Regions from separate parts of the Homo sapiens genome. Here region 2 is linked to region 1. A link is an interaction called in ENCODE POLR2A ChIA-PET data of the cell type or tissue named here. Cell type or tissue: MCF 10A. All regions are shown on one strand.

Evidence for each region. ChIA-PET counts read pairs that join two places held together with the same protein. Peaks named below come from ENCODE experiments on the same cell type or tissue, not always from the same donor. Only the 100,000 strongest peaks of a DNase experiment are listed, where the experiment ranks them.
Region 2: POLR2A ChIA-PET joins it to region 1 with 6 read pairs; 2 of 35 experiments call an interaction of 5 or more read pairs at or near these places.

What each region holds. Positions count from the first base shown.
Region 1 is chr12:105,741,042-105,743,541 of GRCh38, reverse strand. It overlaps CASC18 (cancer susceptibility 18), which reads right to left. Exons shown (of 5, transcript NR_110109.1): 5 at 1-1,786. LOC107984435 (a long non-coding RNA gene) reads left to right here. Exons shown (of 4, transcript XR_001749305.2): 3 at 637-713; 4 at 1,685-1,765. Among named protein-coding and RNA genes, the nearest start is that of CASC18, 38 kb to the right of the region's middle. RefSeq lists an enhancer at 2,342-2,500. In MCF 10A, no CTCF peak of the experiment used is centred here; a DNase peak (open chromatin) is centred at 1,531.
Region 2 is chr12:105,804,504-105,807,003 of GRCh38, reverse strand. No RefSeq gene overlaps it. Among named protein-coding and RNA genes, the nearest start is that of CASC18, 100 kb to the right of the region's middle. In MCF 10A, no CTCF peak of the experiment used is centred here; a DNase peak (open chromatin) is centred at 1,083.

The DNA.
Region 1 (2,500 bases):
TGCCCTCCTTTTTTTAGCAAAAAAGGAACAGGTTTCCAGGCATTCCACTATTGTATTGATCAGTTACTGCAACTTTTCGGGATGTAAATGTCATAATAGTGACATTAGGAATACATTTTGCTGTTCCGGCTTTTAACATAAGGAAAATAGAAATAGAAATTCCATGTTTAGCCAGAAATCATCTTGAGCATCCAGCATATAAACTTACTGATTATACTTAAACCAGCCTTGTAATTAATGCCGCACTTGCAAATGGACATAGACATCAAGGGCCGTCCTCTGATAAAGCATTTCATCGCAGCTGGTGTCCAGCAGTCCTTGTTTTTAACATGCTGACTGCTGTGCTCGATATAAAATGGGAAGGCTATTATTGATTACTAATAATCAACTGCTTATTAGTAATTTTTCTGACATAGAGGCCTACATCATATTTCACTGATTGCTCTAAATTCCTGGTGTTCCACACTCTGCTGTGTTCCACTCTGAACCACCATGGTTCACAGGACAGGCTCTCATCCTCCAAGGGGGCTTCTGATGCAAGTGGGTTGAAAGATGGACAGAAGCAGGCATATTCCAGGCACTTAAAAGTATGTTTATGATTTCACCTGTTCATCCTTTTGGGTTATTTGATTGCAGGCAACAGAAACAATCTTTGTCCAACCAGCAAAAGAGGGATTTGGAGAAAGAAAATGAAGCAGCTTATGGAACAGAAGGTAAAGCTGGAGAAGTAGGATTGGAGCATCTGGGGAGCAGACACTCATGGGTGTGGGCGGAGGGGAGCCTCTTCAGAGAACCACTGTCTGCTTGCTGGAATTTCAGCCATCTTCAGTCCCGTCAGGCACTCTGCTCAAGATTTCCATCCAGGGATAAGGGATGGGCCCTGTTTGAGTTTCAGGCTGCCCTTGGCCAGAGGCAAGGCGGACTTGGCTGCTAGACTATACACACTGGGGGAGGGATGGCTTCTCAAAGAGAAATCAAGATGTCCATAACAGAGGTCACTGTGTCGTGAAAAGATGAGCCTTATGGTGTCTTCCCAGTGACATTTTCTGTACGAGTCATGTGACTGTGTCCAGGACACGAGACAGGGTGGCCCAAGGACAAGCCCCTGGTCTCGGTATTATGTTTCCAGCTCCTCATTTCCTACTGAGTAGCCTAGGTTTCTGGGAATTATCCAGACCCAGATGGTATTTGTATTTCCAAGAGACCCAGCATTTCAAAGTCTGACATATGCCACACTCAGATAGTTATGAAAGCAAAGCCAAGCGACAATTGGGACCAGTTTTTTTCCAGACGTCTCTTTTTATCTAGATCTCAGTTACAGGGAGTCTGAAAAGTCCCATTATCTCAGCAGAGAAATCACGGCAGGCAAGTTTGCTACGGCTGTTTCATTTCTGTGTTGTCCAACAACTGCTCAAATCTCAATCCCTTCTCTCCAGTCAAATGCATCTTTTGGCCCAAATCCGGGGCTCCACATACATAGCTCCTAATATCTGGAACAGCCTCCACAGCCAAGTGAATGAGTCAGTCTTCTGAGTTGATTCAAATCCCCAGAGACTTAGTTCCAGAAGCTTCCAACAATGCCCTTAGGATGTATGACTAGGTCTGAACATTCAGTAAAGTGTGAGCTTGTGGCAGTCTCTGTATATAGACTCAGTTATCTGCATTCATCTGTCTCTTTTCCTAGGTCAGGAGAGTCCCAAGAAGAAGGATCATATCTGGTTTCCTCTTCTGCCTCTCCCCATGGTGTCTAGGAGAGTGCACACTCAGTCAGCATTGATAACTAACTCTGGTAAATAAAGAAAAGGCAAACATTAGGAGACAGAAAACCAGATACTAATCTCACTTTTACAAATGAGGGCAAGCCATCCAACCTCGGTGAGCCTCAGTCCTCTCATCTTTGTAATGGTGACCGTAAGAATTCATTCCACTTTCATGCCACACAGTGGTTACAATGCTTAAATGAGGAAGGTGACGTGAAAGTGGCTTATCATCTCAGCTATAGACATGCCACATTGCTATTAGGTCACCAAGGCACGCTAGAGACAATCAGAATAAAACCTGGGCAAGCTCAGTCAACCCTGGCAACCCTGGCATTCTGATACTCCTAGAACAGTGTCTTATGTTTATTCTTTTGGGGTAACATTTAAGCTTTGAGGCCACAGAGCAGAAGCCTTGCCATTTTATATTGAGCGCAGCAGTCAGCATATTAAAAACAAGGACTGCTGAACACCAGCTGCGATGAAATGCTTTATCAGAGGATGTTAAGAAGTCAGGCTCTTCCTTTCTCAGCAGTATTTTCTCTAATTTCTCTTTTCCCATCTGTCCCTACCACGAAGACACTTGTTCACACTCAGACTGCTTCCTGCCTGGACCCCTGCCACCTTCTCCTGCCTGACTTTCTATCTCTTGCCTCCTCATCCTGTCTCAGTGCCAGACAGCTCACGATGCCACTTTGCAATGCAACTTGGAACAGCTTCTGGGTTTCTGCACCAGCTGCCTT
Region 2 (2,500 bases), 63 kb before region 1:
TAGGATATGCTCAATAAATATTTATAGAATTGTTATTGATGAACTACTCTGTGCCTGTGCCTATATCATCTTTTTTAATCCTTCTAAAATTTTAACATAGGTTTTATGATCTCTATTTTAGAAATAATGAAACAGATTCAGAGCTGGATAGTGAGTTAAATGAGGTCATACATTTAGTGAGTGGCAGAGCTGGGACTCAGATCCCAGGCTCTCCCTGGATCCCATGCTCTTTGTTCTCTAAATGCTGTTGGGATTTTCATTTCAGGTAATGATATTTCTCAACACAAAGAATCTGAGTGTTGGTTTTTTTCTTTCTTTCGCTTTGTAGATGAGGGGTCTATAGGCCCAGAAAGGCCAAGCAACTTAGTCCAAGCTAAATTAGTGCTCAAGTTCAATCTAGCCCAGCATTTTTCAATTGGACTTTGAAGTTCCCTTAAGATAAGGCAGCCACTAATTCAGATAGAGCCAGGCTTCCTGCAGGTTGGATTGAACCTATCTCTACAGTGCGGCTGAATGTCTATATAGCAGAAAGTCATGAAAATTCTCAACCAATGCAAGTTTCAAAATCTACATGGTTGTTTTCTGGTTCTCAGCTGTACCTGGCACAGTTTGCCTTCTGACTGAAGGAAACACAAGCCTCAAGCTTTTGGAAAGCCACTGCAAGCTTGCTGTTGAAAACCCAGGTTTGGATGCAATCTAGGCTGTGGTAAAGTAGTTAAGCTAATAAAGCTCTAACGCTTCCTCCAGACTCCCTGCAAGCGCCTCACTGGCTCAGTGTGCACAAACCTGGAGGACAACGCTGTGTCCGTGGCCTGGACAGCCTCACACATGTGATTCTGGCTGGGCACTGTACCAAACCAGGGCCTGTTGCACTCATTCCCTCCATTCTCTCTTGCCACTCTTCTCTCCAACATGCTACCCAAGTCTCTTCATCAAAAATTTGGTTTATATTTCCCTGAACTTCAGTCTGGGAAGCATATTACCTGCACCAGGTTAAACCAGTTCAAACTAAAATCATTGAGAAATCTTCAGGTTCAGCTGGCATCTATTTGCTCATCCTCTTGTTCCTGGGCTGAGTCACTTTCACAGTGCCAGACTCTGTGCCAGGCATACTATGCCAGACAGCTGTGAGTGACACTTGAGTGGGGGAAGAGGTCATATCACAAGACCCAATGTGATCTTGGGTCATTTCTTTGCAATTCACTGGACTTTGTCCTCCTCTGGGGTCCAGCTAGGAAAAAGATGACTGCCTCAGTCCACACACAATAACCCCAGGGGACCAGAGAGCATCTCTTTCAGGAGCTCTTCCTTAGGAGCAAAACAGTTTCTTCCTCAGAAGCCCCAACAAAACATCCCCTGAGGTCTCATTGGCCTGACTTAGACACGTGCCTATTTCTGAGCCAATCCCAGGGATGGGGAGATGGCAAAGATGATTGACTCAGACTTGATTTCTTTTAAAAAAAGATATTTTGTTCCTTGCAACCTAAAAAGTCAGAACTTCCCAGTAAAAGCCATTTTATATTCAAGTTTCTGCTAGAGCACTGTTGTTTTATTAAATTGATTTTTTCCTCTATTTTTATCATCATTATCATCATCAGCATCATCATCATTAGGAAGGTGGATGTTTTAAGCAAATCAATCATGAAGGAGAGAATGGGCAAATCTTTAACAATTGAGAGGTAGATTTCTTGCTGCTTGTAAATTTCACAATTTCTAATTTCTATTCCAGCTTGGACTCATCCTGAAGGCAGTGGGATGTCATCAAATATTTCTATGCAGAAGGTGATAGGCTGTCATTTAGGTCGCAGTCGTTCACTGTGGGTCAAATCTGACAGAAGGTCAAAGCAATCAAGATACCCTCAGGGGACAGCAGTTTAAATCCACATAAAGCAGATTGTTTTGAATGGGCCTGTCTCCCTGGACTTGTAGTCTGATTCAGGCTTGCCAAGGGAGCCTGATGGTGCCATGCTTGTGGGTAGTAAGCTTCTCCCCAAATCGCCTCTGATTCTCCCCACAGGGCCTCACACTGTGGGATGGAGGTGATAGCCCAAGGTCATGGCTCTGTGCCAAAAAGAAAGGGGACACATTTCTTTTACACTTTTCAGGGGATCAGGGTTGGGGTTTTTGAGTAGCCCAGGAGAATTTGACAATTCTTGTCTCAGAAATAGATTGGCATCTGCATCAGTGGACTCAGTAAAGCAGATGGCCCTCCCAGTGTGGGCGGACATCGTCCAATCCATCCAGGGCCTGGATAGAACAAAAAGGCAGAGGAAGGAGGAATTCTCTCTTTCTCCTTGAGCTGGACATCCATCTTTCCCTGCCTTTGAACATCAGAACTCCAAATTCTCCAGCCTTTTTATCCCAGGGACTTACACCAGAGGCCCTGGGGTTCTATAGCTTGCAGAGGCCATATTTTGGGATTTCATGGCCTCCCTAATCTTGTAAGCCAATTTTCATAAAAAATCTCTTCTTGTATATTGAAACAGTCAAGCATCACTTA